4 separate regions of the Homo sapiens genome follow, and all the other regions are linked to region 1. A link is a contact called in ENCODE Hi-C or POLR2A ChIA-PET data. All regions are on one chromosome and are shown on one strand. The core of a region is the stretch at or near the end of the contact, and the rest is flanking DNA. Distances in the headings are between cores, read along the strand shown. Region 1 overlaps ARSB (arylsulfatase B). Region 2 overlaps LHFPL2 (LHFPL tetraspan subfamily member 2). Region 3 overlaps LHFPL2 (LHFPL tetraspan subfamily member 2). Region 4 overlaps LHFPL2 (LHFPL tetraspan subfamily member 2).

Evidence for each region. Hi-C counts contacts between places; a loop is a spot of excess contacts on that map. ChIA-PET counts read pairs that join two places held with the same protein, here RNA polymerase II (POLR2A). Pooled maps may share reads with other maps.
Region 2: a pooled map shows a loop between it and region 1 (2.5-fold over the local background). The contact joins two enhancer-like sites. A Hi-C loop is called at or near these places in 2 of 50 pooled maps. POLR2A ChIA-PET finds 5 or more read pairs at or near these places in 2 of 52 experiments (Panc1 and activated CD8-positive, alpha-beta memory T cell).
Region 3: a pooled map shows a loop between it and region 1 (5-fold over the local background). The contact joins two enhancer-like sites. A Hi-C loop is called at or near these places in 7 of 168 maps with a recorded cell type or tissue (A673, Calu3, GM12878 and 4 more), 13 of 37 single-sample maps with no recorded cell type and 8 of 50 pooled maps.
Region 4: a loop to region 1 is called in a map of left cardiac atrium, with 2.6 times the contacts of the local background. The contact joins two enhancer-like sites. A Hi-C loop is called at or near these places in 22 of 168 maps with a recorded cell type or tissue (A673, B cell, Caco-2 and 17 more), 36 of 37 single-sample maps with no recorded cell type and 30 of 50 pooled maps.

The regions. Positions count from the first base shown.
Region 1 is chr5:78,887,562-78,890,611 of GRCh38, reverse strand. The region is part of intron 4 of ARSB (arylsulfatase B); the gene reads left to right. Among named protein-coding and RNA genes, the nearest start is that of ARSB, 96 kb to the left of the region's middle. RefSeq lists an enhancer at 3,002-3,050. Within about 2 kb of position 1,636, at least 6 of the 41 ENCODE cell types and tissues checked have a DNase peak (open chromatin) inside an H3K27ac peak, as active enhancers do.
Region 2 is chr5:78,508,545-78,511,829 of GRCh38, reverse strand. LHFPL2 (LHFPL tetraspan subfamily member 2) reads left to right here. Exons shown (of 5, transcript NM_005779.3): 4 at 1,432-2,046. The coding sequence starts at 1,617. Among named protein-coding and RNA genes, the nearest start is that of LHFPL2, 140 kb to the left of the region's middle. RefSeq lists silencers at 1,429-1,478, 1,759-1,848 and an enhancer at 1,091-1,712. Within about 2 kb of position 1,454, at least 23 of the 41 ENCODE cell types and tissues checked have a DNase peak (open chromatin) inside an H3K27ac peak, as active enhancers do.
Region 3 is chr5:78,482,267-78,485,252 of GRCh38, reverse strand. It overlaps LHFPL2 (LHFPL tetraspan subfamily member 2), which reads left to right. Exons shown (of 5, transcript NM_005779.3): 5 at 1-23. Among named protein-coding and RNA genes, the nearest start is that of SCAMP1, 120 kb to the right of the region's middle. Within about 2 kb of position 1,297, at least 3 of the 41 ENCODE cell types and tissues checked have a DNase peak (open chromatin) inside an H3K27ac peak, as active enhancers do.
Region 4 is chr5:78,543,329-78,546,479 of GRCh38, reverse strand. The region is part of intron 3 of LHFPL2 (LHFPL tetraspan subfamily member 2); the gene reads left to right. Among named protein-coding and RNA genes, the nearest start is that of LHFPL2, 100 kb to the left of the region's middle. RefSeq lists enhancers at 2,197-3,014, 3,015-3,151. Within about 2 kb of position 1,808, at least 2 of the 41 ENCODE cell types and tissues checked have a DNase peak (open chromatin) inside an H3K27ac peak, as active enhancers do.

The sequences.
Region 1 (3,050 bases), core at 387-2,886:
GGTTTTACAAACACCTCTGGTGGGAACTTGAAGCGGTATATAAATTAGCCCAGGAGCCCAGACAGAGGAGTGCCTGACCTAAAGCAATGGGCTGCAGAAGGGGGGATGATTGGAAAGCTGTTTTAAAGGTAGACTTGGCAGAATCAAATGCACATTCTGTCAGAAATGATTCAATGTAGTGCAACAGGGAAAGAGTAGCCAAGCGTGGTGGCACACACTTGTAGTCCCAGCTACTTGGGAGGCTGAAGTGGGAGGATTGATTGAGCCCAGGAGATCGAGGCTGCAGTGAGCTGTGATCCTGCCACTGCACTCCATCCTGGTTGGAGGAGTGAGACTTTGTCTCAAAAAAAAAAAAAAAAAGATAAGATTTGAGAATATCAGAATGTAATTTGAATATCTAGGTAGATAATGTCTCCAAAATCTTTTAGCAGGAGAAGATTGAATTTACCGAATCCTTTAGATGTGTACTAAGACATATATTAGCACTCCAGTTTGCCTCTCAGTAATTTAAAAAAAAATCCAAAGAATCAACCATCAACAAGCAGATACTTTTCTGGGACAAAGAGGCTTCTCCATTTTTGAAACGATGTTGCCTACTCATCTGTTAGTCACCCTTGCATCAGGGCCGTGTTCAAAGAGATGTCCAGGCTTGGTATGAGGCTGCTAGAGCCTTCCTTGCTTTTCCTTTTGTGATCTTTGAGTCAGGTTGGGAAGGATGACTAGGGTAAGCCCCAGCTGAAGCATGCACAGGGATGTTGGGGTAGAGATGATGTTTCAGGGCAGCCCTCCACGGCCAAGCCACACATTAAATTGTTTGGGGAGTAGTTCTAAAAATTAATGCTGTTGTCATGGTTTCATTTTGATTTTTATCAGCTGGATATGGATGAGGCTTCATTGTCATATACTTAATGTTTTTGCTTAGATCTTTGGCAAACCAATATTTTTCCATGACTTTTTGACAGTTATTTTTGTTCAATAGTGAATAATAAAGTGAGATTTACGGTCTGTATATGATAATGTTTGTCTTACTTTGACATTTCTTTTCTAGACAGTAAAGGCCTTATAATTAGATTTTCCCTGTGCCAAAACATTGCTGCAAAACCATCTCCCTGAAAAAACGTTTCTTTGCTTCTTTTAGGAGCTGGCGTCATCTTATTTTGATTTGGAATTTTTTTCATATGTCAGTCAGGAAATGAAACAAAAATTTCTCTTGAATATGAATTCTTAACAAGAAAGAAATTAACTTTTGCCGAAAAATAAAACTAGAAGGGAAAATGAGAAGAAACGTCTTTGAAATGCTGATGGTTCCATTGTCTTTTTAAATTCTAATTTATGTCAAACTTCAGTGAGCAATATAGGAAACTCCCTTTTCCACCTTGTTGCAAAAGAGCTTATTTTATTCTTGTTGCTACTCCTACCAGTTTTATGTTGAATTCTTTGAAATACCCAGGAGACTGAACTAGAACTTATGGACCGCACCCTATTTCTCATATAGTTAACCAACTAATGTCCTAACTCAGTGGATTCTGCCCCATTGCTGATAAGTGGCAACCATCGGCCAGGTGCCATCTGTGGGGGTACAAGGACAGGCGAAGCTGAACTGCCCTTCTGCTGAGGCCACATCTGCAGTTGGCGCTATGCCAGGAGAGCCTTGGAGAAGTTGCACATGTGTCCATTGACAGTGCTTTCTCTTTGGAGTGCTCTTAAAAAGAATAACTGTTGATAGAATCGCTTATTGCTAATGGCAAAACATCACAGAGAACTAATTGCAAAAACAGTCACACTTACTACATCCGTGGCCTCCCCTAATGATATGTGGAAACACCTTCCCTTTCCTACAGTAGCAAAAGTGGCCAAATTCTCTGTACAACCCGGAGAATTTTCCTATCTGAGTCATAACTGAAGAGCTGCTCCTAGAATCAGATTCCAGATCCAGCCACCCTTGTCCCCATCATCTCCACTCTTATTTCCACCACCATCTTCATCCAATACTTTCCGTTGAGCACTAACAAATATGTGCAACTGAAGGACACTACATAATACCTCAGAGAAGTGTATCTATTTAAAACAGAGACAACAGGCTTCTTCTAAAGTATTGAGCCAGCATCACTTACAGCAATCCAGACAACAGAGTGAAATAATCGTTCTGTCTCAGCCTTTCTTGATATCACGGGAAGAGTGTAGGTATTTCTTTCCAGTGTATTTTTGTATCACATGAATAGCACCTTCTTCTAAGTTTCGATACATTGGTTATGAGTGATTGCTACTCTGTGCAGTATCATGAACATGGAGGAATTTCTTCTTTCTACTGATGGTGACCTTTTGTTGTTTTGAATATACGGGTCTGCTCAGCTTCAATATGAAATGGAATGTGTATTTCAACAACTGGCCTGAGTGAATGTTTGGGCCTTGAGTTTTTGTCAAGAAGTGATGTGGGGAGGTTTGAAGAAAGATTCTTGTAAGTCTGTGATGTCAAATGATGAGATTGTCTGTCACCGACCCATGTGTTGAAGAATTGTTTCCTCACCTGATCTAACTCAAGACTCTTCTCTACTCCCTTTCGAGAAGCACAGAAAAGAACTGAGAACTGGTGTGTTAAGGGCGCCACCAAAAGTTTCCTTGGCAGTAGAGCCTTGAATTTCTTCCCCAACAGCAGCTAAGCCTTCTCTAAAAGGAATTACCATTACCTTGAAATAACTTCCTATGTACACTCATAGGAAGAGTGTACACTTTGCTGAGGTTGACCGTACTTGTGGTTTTCATCAGGAAGTGAAAGTTTATGTGGCCTACATGTGTGAGCCCACTCTATACTAGGGATAGCAGGAGTGTGGTGCTCTAGGGGCAGAGGCCTGGGGTGTCACACAGACCTTGTTGGAATCCTAGCATTGCCATCTATTCACTGTTTGGCTTTTTCAAACTTCCTTTTAAAAAACGTGACAAAATGGTTATAATACTAAACTATTTGGGTTGTTGTAAATTTTAAGAACAACAGCAGTTACTACCATGTATTGAGCACTTAGGTTGTGTCAGGTACCCTGCCAAGAAAAGAT
Region 2 (3,285 bases), core at 205-2,704, 380 kb after region 1:
ACTAGCTGTGTCCCCAAAATAGCATCTTGTATAGCAACTACCATGATATGAGGATTTTAAAATACATCATGTTTCAAGGGATGGGTAGAGTCACATGCTCACTAGGAAGTCAGCCAGCAGGCAGACAGCTGGTGCAGGGTGTAGAAACGGGCATTTTAAGCTTTGACACTGGGCTTCCTTATTTCTCCGCTTCTCTTCCTCTTCGATAACTCCCTGCCTCACCCCACTCCCAACATGCCAGGGGGCTCTTTGCAGTTCTCATGGAGTTGATTTGACCTCGGTTAATGAGATCTAATCATTCAGAGCAGGGCCATGTGCCCAGATGTGAGCTATGTGATTGTTCCTGGCCTTGGAATGGGGCAGAAAATGGGGCTGCAAACCAGCCCTGCTGGCCCCCATTTCAGGGTCCAGACTCCTCTGAAGAAGGCTTGAGCCACTGGAGCAATGTCTTCTGGTAATGAAGTCATTCCTCCGTGGAGACAGAATGAGGCCTCTGTGAAATGAGAAACAATGGGCATGTTGAGTTCCCGACCTGGGGTGAATCGAAGCTTAGGCAGAGGCACATGGGATGAATTGGGACAATTCAAGGGATGCATTCTTCATAGACAAGGTTCTGTTGTCAACAAGTCCACTCAGTTGTAATGATGCTTAGTTAACGGTCATTAATGTCTTTTAAAAATAATTTCCCCAAGTAAGTCATGAACTCTTAAGGTTTTTTTTTTTTCCCCTCTGAGTTTTAATTAGTGTAAATTATTTTGTCTAAAAATCACCCTGTGAAAAATGGATAAAGTATAGGTATGGGAGCAATGTTTTGTTTATTCTTTTACATGTGATTCTTTCCTATTTACCTATGAAGCAAACACACTTATGTCTCTGCTAGTAATTTAATTTCGAGGAAATAAAAGCGGGGTGTTGCTACTCTCTACTGTTAAGCAAAAGCGCTTGGTCCAAGTTTCTCAAAACTTAGCTCACCTAGTACCAAAACAGCAGGCAAAAAGTCTTGCAAACTTAAAAACAAAACAAAACATCCACTAATAGAGTTGATTGCCAGTCTTGCCTCCTCCTCTCTGGATCCCTGTGCTGTTTGACTTTTTCCAGTAAAAGATGAGGGAGCGGGAGCCCTGTCCTAAAAGTGCAGCAGCAACCAGGACAGTGCCCCCTGGGTTGGGAGCAGGACCTGGCACTGGCCGCCTCCTTCCATGGTGCTCCCTAGAGATAAGGTTAACTGCCACATAGAGTTCTAAGTGCAGTGAGGTCAGGAAGAACTTGAAACAAACGCAGCCAGTGCAACAACCGCCTGGCATGCTAGCCAGGCCCGGGGCTTGCTGGCAGGGTTCTGCGGGCACGGGCCGGACTTGGACGGTGTCGCTGCGCGGCGGGAAGGCGGGGCGGGGCCTGGCGGCGCTGCTAACCGCCCTCCCTCTCCCCTAGGTGAGGCCGCAGGCGGTGCTCTGGGTCCGGGAGCGCTGTCCCCAGCATGAACGCGGCCGGCGGCGGGAGTGAATGACTGCAGCTGCGACTTCCTTCCCGGGCCGCCCGAGCCTCCTTCCCCACCGACTTTCTTGTTTTGATTAACTCCGTGGACTCCTGACTCTTTCTTCGCCCGGAACATCAATATGTGTCATGTCATTGTCACCTGTCGCTCGATGCTCTGGACCTTGCTGAGTATTGTGGTGGCTTTTGCCGAGCTCATTGCCTTCATGAGTGCAGACTGGCTGATCGGGAAAGCGAGGAGCCGCGGCGGCGTGGAGCCGGCGGGCCCGGGCGGGGGCTCCCCGGAGCCCTACCACCCCACCCTGGGCATCTACGCCCGCTGCATCCGGAACCCAGGGGTGCAGCACTTCCAGCGGGACACGCTGTGCGGGCCCTACGCCGAGAGCTTCGGCGAGATCGCCAGCGGCTTCTGGCAGGCCACAGCTATTTTCCTGGCTGTGGGAATCTTTATTCTCTGCATGGTGGCCTTGGTGTCCGTCTTCACCATGTGTGTACAGAGCATCATGAAGAAAAGCATCTTCAATGTCTGTGGGCTGTTGCAAGGAATTGCAGGTAAGAAGGCAGGACCCCGGGCACGGTGGGATGGAGGGATGGAGAGCTGCCGGTGCAGCGCACTCTGGTACTGGGCATTCGCTTCCTGCTAGTTTTGGAGAAGACCACTTTCTGTCTATTCAGGTTTCCTTTGCCCCTTCCGTTCTAGGCGACGTTTGTGTGCTGCTCGCATGGGTCTCTTTCCCCTGTCTTACCCCACAGGAAGACAGGCTTGTTCTCTGGTCTTACGTGGTCCTCCTCATTGCTTATTTCCTCGGGGTCTAAGCTGTTGGTTTTAGTTTGAGTAACTACTCCTGCTTTTTGTTTTTCCCATTAAATTAAAAGCATGCTCTCCACTTCAGTGCAACTCCCTGAGGAATTATGGAGAGCGTGAGTCCCACCTGCAGCAAGCACTTTATGCTAAGAGGAATGTAAGCGGGGGCGCTCATTAAGAAGCAGCAAGCCTGCTTTCCGCATCCACTCTCAGCTCCAGCCCCCAGATGATTTCAGCTTGGGTGGGAAAGACACGGGCTGGGAAGGAATTAGTATCAGCTGCTCTGTGTTTAGTGATGTTCTGGTTTAAATTGTCTGTCTCCTAGAGCCTGACAGAATGTTCTGTGCATTCAGATCAGAAAATGCAAGCGAACTCTTCCATTTTCTGGGAATTTCTCACTAACGAGCTTATTAGAAATGGGTGGAAAGTAAAAGCATGAGCTCTTTACAGTGGTCCCAGGGAGAAGGTTGTGAGCTGCAGGAAAGCATCCACTGCTACCAGTATTTTCGTAGGCTTCCCCGCATGGGTTTGAAAGGTGAGTCCTGAACCAATGGGGTAACAATCTGTCTAGGTTTGATTCAAGGTTCTTGTTCTGGGTGACAGAAATTCACACACAAAAACACATGGCTGAGTTTGAATACATCCCCAAAGAAGTAGAGTAGACTCTTGCTTTGATATTCAGAAAACAAGTGCTTACTTTTTAACCAAGACATTAATCTAGACTCTAACAGGACAAAGTTACCCACCTACAACACTAAATGAAGGGCACAGGTGATTCATCCCTCAGCAAATTCTAGAGCTGTGTGCACAGGATTCTTCAAAATAAAGCTATGCATTGAGCCATATGTCCAGGGCTGTAAAGCAGCAGCCCCCAAACGAATTCACTCTAGCTGGCCTCATAGCAAACTCTTGAGCTCAGCAGGGCTGGCTTCCAAATAAACAGATCAAATGACAGTTTTTTCCCAAACAGCCGATAAGATAAAGTT
Region 3 (2,986 bases), core at 48-2,547, 410 kb after region 1:
ATTAAACCAGATTTTGCAATTCATTCTTATTCTTTCAAGTCTGAGTATACTGGCTTCAATATGATGTGTATAATCTGATCAAGAAAATACCTATCAATCAGTCAACATTTATTTTAAACACTAACTTACATGTAATATTGATGAATGGAAAAAAGATATTCAGGTATTTTAAACTATCCCATTCACTAGTAACATATATGTCCCTACCCTGGGCTATCTTTCTTTAACGTCAAGTATGTATTTCTTCCTTGAAGAAGCATCAACACAATTGTAAATAGGAAAAAACATCTCAAGTATTGTAAACATATATTTTAAAGTAAAGCTATGAAATATGAAAATGCTCCGAAGTATTAAAAAGGGATTTTCAAACATAAATATGTAACAATGACAAGGGGAAAAGTTAACTGAAAGACACATCCTCCTCTTCCAACAACATCCCTAAAAATAAAAGCCAATGATACGGTGCCATTCCACATCCATGTTTCCTGAAGGTAATCCTGGCCATATAAACCCTCATCCAGAAGAGGTGGAATTCTAATTTATAAACTCAAGAATGACACTAAATGCCCTTCTCAACTCTCAACTCTCTGTATCCCATGAAGCATTTATTATTTCATACCAAAAAAAGGCAGTTTCTTCCCCTGATCTAGGGCCTATGACAGTTGAAATTAGATTCATGTTTTGGTTTCTAATAAAAGCTGACAAAGTTACCCATATCAGTTTAAAAAAACCACACACAGTTTTCCAAATAATCATGATTTGAATAACCCAAGAAAAATTAGAAAATTTCCATTGCTTTTTCAGCTGTTATTGTATTCCCCAAAAGTTAATCCACACAGAGAATGGACCCTGGTTGAATTTTAGCAGAAGCTGGGGAATCCTCCCATGTGCTTCCCCCGCTTCCCATCCTTAGTTGTTATCTAGCAATTCTGCTACTAGGTCCACTTTCCACACTGATCTTTCTGGAACATGCTGCATTCAAATTACACCTACACCCCCTTAAAGTTTTTGCTTAACCAAACAACCACTTACAACGGTCCTTACTAACGTGGATATTTTATGTGGATATTATTTCAGTAGTTTCAAACAATCTTTTTCAACTCTCAAACAATGAAGGGTAGGGTATCAAAGCAAACTTTACTCTTCAAAGCAGTAAGAACCAATAACTTTATTTCAGAGGCCCTCACTAGCAGCTGAGTCATTTGGCAGAGCCATCCCACTGCTCCCCCTACTACTATCTTCTTCCTTGCAACTTCCTCTCCTTACCCTGAACAGTTGTGCAAGATAAGTCTTGCAGACAAGAACTGCCAATTTTACTAAGGTACACAGGACACAGATAAAAGCACACAAAAAGAGGAAGTAGTGAAACCAAAACCACATGGGAAAGAAAAGTCAATCAAGTAACACATTGCTATTAGCAGCTTTTTAGCTTTTTCTAGCCAAACATCCTGAAAAATTGAACACCTACAGGTAGGCAGTCCAAATGCCTATGTTTAGGGGAAACCACTATGATTTTATTCACAAGAGACGAAAGCCTGAATTAAGGCAGTGATGGTAAAGGACAGTCAATGGGATGAATTCTATGTTAGGGAAAAAGAATGGGCAGGTGACTGATCAGAAGTGGAGAGGAAGGAGAGGAAAGAGTCTAGGATGACAGCCAGGTATTTAGCGTAGACACTGAGTGGAAGGTGATGTGATCACCAAGATGAAGACTCCAGAAGAAGCAGGGACAATGAAGGTGAGGAGGTTCAGCTTAGGCTGCCAATGTAGAAGTCCTGTGTGCAGCTAGGACTATACTAAGGAGAGAGAGAGATTTGGGAGTCATCAATACACCTGAGAGATGGTAAGTGTCCTTAGTTATTGTGCAACTTCTATGGGCAGATACTATGCTAAATACTTCATAAAATTCATTTATTCATCAAAATCCTATGAGATAGAAACTGTTACTATTGTTTTACAGATAACTGTCACTTAAATAACTGAGGTTAAATAATGTATCCCAGGTTAGAAAGCTAATAAGCGGAAAAGCCAAAGCTCAGATACATGTTTGACACCAAAGGCAACTCACTCAAACTGCTATGTTGTTTCCTTCTACCTGGAATGCACAAGGTGGGAAGGCAGCCAATGCAAACTCCTGGGCAATATCTCTACATTGTAAACACTTAGAATAACTTCCAAATAAAACTCCAAAAGGGCCTCACCATCACAACTGATGAAAACACTGCTTCTTCCTCCCTTTCAGAGAAAACACCTAGTGATTTTTCATAATTTTGAAGATGACACCATATGTCTCAATTTATCAATCATGATTTAGCTCAATCCTGAAAACAGACACAAGAAATTCATTAAGTATGTGACAGTGGGAAAATAAATGATAGGCTTTGACAGTTTTTATTGTTTTCTTAGTATAAATAATCTCTCATTCAGGGTAAGCAACTATTATAATCACATAAGAAGCATATTTAACCTAATAATAAGGATTTGTCCTCGACTAAAGTTTCTCCAAACACACAAACGCCAAAGACCCTTTAGTAAATTTACACTGCTGAAGAATGGGCAGCAGGTACTCACCTTTAGGTGGCAGGTGTTAGCATTTGGTCTGGAGACTTCAAAAATATATGTAAAAATTTTTTTTGTTGATTTTTTTTCTAGTATCTGTTGTCCCTAAAGGATGGACATGAATGACTGGAAATGTGGAAGGATGAAAGGGAAGACAACTGGAACGAGGCGGCATGGTGGGGCAGCCACGCTTGGCAGGAGTCAGGGGACCTGCCTGTTCTCATCATCCCTCTCCAGCCCTTCACCACCACCACTCACTGAGTGACCTTGGGGTAATTTCCTAGAACTCTACAAAAACAGAGCCAACAACAGAAATTATATCACAAGTTTGGTATGAAAATTAAGTGATGTATATAAAGCATTTAGTACAGAACACTGGTATATAATTAAGCCCACAATAAGCTATTATTAGAAAAAAACTAAGAAA
Region 4 (3,151 bases), core at 559-3,058, 340 kb after region 1:
TTCATGCATGGGGAAGCTGAGTCTTGAGGTTGAGTGGTTTGCCCAAGGATAAAGTAGTGGGGGTGGGGATAGGCCCTCTTGGCTAGAGCCGATGCCCTTGCATACACTGCTGCCGTGTCCCTCTCATGGTTTTAGTGAGTGGAGTGCCTCAGAACGGCTACTTTGAAAAGTGTCTTTCCTGCCAGAGATGCGGCTTTATGATCAATCCACTCAAAAATTGCCCCATATAAAGTTGAAATTTAATGTTGCATGTAAATGATCTTTATCGTAGAAAAGAGAATATAGAGAAAATAAGCCAGCAGTATAATCTTAACAATGTGTGCAAAAACTACGCAGACATGTACAGCCCTGAAAGTGTGCGTTTGTGCTTGGGTTTAATGGCTCACAGACGGTCACTCCAGAGTTTTTAGTGGTACCGTAGAAATTAGAACTCAGTAAGTAACATGACCAAGGTATAGGAGAGCAACTTTTGCACAGGTTTTAAGTTTTAAAGTTTGGGTATTTTTCTCAGATTGTATCTTAGTTTCTTCATTTCAGCCTCTGTATCATGGCCTTAGCTAAAGACTGAGAAGTAAGGATGAGTCTTTTTGAGGGTCTGCCCTTGACTGACTTCATACCCTTCCAAATGTATATGAACCAGTGTCTTATTCTTTATTCTGGCCAATAAGATTGTTCAGGCGAGTGTCTTAGATTCTGCAGAAAGTTATCTTCGGTCAGTTGACTCTGTTGGAACAAAGTAGGTCTCCTAAAGAGTGAATTTAACAGGCACTTAGGTTTGTTTTGATAGGTGCATTTGGAAAAGCTGGGACTGCTTGAGAAACTATTTCACAGCACATCCAGGTGGCTCGAATGATCGGCCTCCACGCATCACACCAAGTCTTTTTAAACAAGATGAACGCTGTAGTGAGTTCGTCTCATGGAGCAAGTGAGGCCCTCAGGGAGAAACATGAACTTATGTGGGTGCTTGGGAAGTATTGAATAATAACTCTTTCAAGCCATGAGGTCCCCATTTGCCTAGCAGACATTTATGAACAGTACCTTGGTGGCTTAAAAATGTTCATTTTCTTTCCCAAGTGCCTAACTCTCTTCCTGAAAGTAGTGTTTTCATTGAAGGCTTGGACCATGCTGGATCTTCACAGAGAAATCCTACTCTTGATTCTATAGCAGACAATGGTGACTTTGCTGAGATAGAGCCTTCGGTGTTGCCTCCTGATGGGGAATGTGTTGGGTAAGGGGGACATGAAGAAGTGGCTAAGTATCAGCCATCTAATACCCTGCAGATCGTATTGGAGCTGGACGTGAAGAAGCGCTCTCTGCGTGGTTTTGGACCAAATGGCTGTGAAAGTGTATGATCCGCCTCACAGTGACAAGCAGCTTGTCAGTGGTTTCCAAAACATCTGTCTCAAAGTGGCGGTTGAAATTCCTACAAGGGAGTGTTTCCATTCATTGTCCATGAGAAATGAGAGAGAGTGGGAGTGAGTGATGCACGATCCAGAGGAAATGCGTGCACTCTCCACTTGGGATTACAATGCAGATGAATTCCATATTTTGGTTAGGGAATTTTTTCTTTTAAAAAAAGAAAAGACAAGAAAGAAAAGCTTGTCGCTGTCCTGGTTACTGAAAAGCAGACTAAAATGGAGTTAAATGCAGGCTGGAACGTTCATTTCAGCTGGATTTTTTTTTCTGTTTTGGGGTGTGTGTGTGTATACGTGTGTGTGTGTGTGTGTAAGAAGATGGCCTGGGACTTCCTGGCACACTTTTCTGCCTTTGGCCCCAGTTTCCCACCAAGGTGGCCTGACCTTGCTGATGAGTCACTTTAAAACTGCTGCGGTCAGCAAGCTGTGGCTCCGTCACTGCATCCGCACAGATCAGCTACTTGAAGATTCAGACAACTGCTACATATACATCCTATTAACAAAAATCACAACAGAGGTTTTCCCAGCTAAAGTTTTACTGTAAAAATGGTAGCCCTATAAGAAAGCCACTATTAGTTTTCATTTAGAGATTTTTTTTTATGTCTACCCCTGTCCCCTACTATGTCAATTCAGGAGTGCTGAAGCCGATTTGCTTTTGTATATTGTGTTCAAAATGTGCTACCTGTAATGATGCAAAACCAAAGACCTGAGCTCTGCTTTACCCTCTGAGGTGTCGTGCAATAGATATTTATTGCAGACCTGCTCTGTGTGCCAGATGCCTGTGCAAGGATGCAGTGTTGCCTGTGGGAGAGACACATGATCCCCTCTTGGAGTTTACTGTCTACAGCAGCTGGGGTGTTGAAGTTCTCACAGGTTGGGGGCTTCAAGTAAGAGGACAAACTATATCTGGAAGACAGCCACGTGGGAAGCTGCCATAACAAGGGACTCTGAATGGGCAGGTCAAGCCATTGCTGTCCTGGCACTGGTGGGTGGTCAGTGATTGTCCTCAGCACTCCCTCAGTGCCCTTCACTAGAGCCAGGGAAGAGTGCTTGCCAGCCTGCCCCTCTCACCTGGGCATATCTGCCACTGGAGGTAGATTGACTTCCACCATTCTGAGTCTCTGCTATCTCCACCTGGAATTGCAAGAGACAATCAAAGGCAAAGTCAGACTCTCCCCTCCACCTCCCGTCCCAAGTCATCTTCTCTGCCTTTAGTTCACGTGCAGCAATGGCATGATGTCTTGCTCTAATCTTCCTATTTTGTCCTTGTCACTATACACACATCTCACCTGTCTCCCTTAGTCCTCCAGCTGTGTGTTCCTGAAGGTGACTTGACTTGCTGAGGAAAGGGTCGCTCTTCAGCCTCACCTTGGTCCCCTGTATCCTGGGGATTTCTGGGACCTGCAGCCCTAGTGGGGCTGCCCTGGGCTTTGCTGGCTCCTGACCTCATCCCTGCAGCCAGAAGGCCAGGCCTGGGGTCTGAGGATTCTCTCAGGGACAAGGCTGAGGGCTTGGCTCTCCTACTGTGCCGCACTCTCTCAGAGGGGCAGTGAGGGAGAATGGCCAGGTGGAGGCCCACCTGGAGCCCAGAGAGCTCTGTGGATGCATGCTGTGCCCCTGCTTGTAGGGACAGAGCCCCAGGGAGATTCCCACTGAAGCAGCCTCGTTGTCTGGGGTGATACCTGAAGTTCGTTGTCTCACTGAGGAAATCAAGGACGTGGACACACAAGGAATGA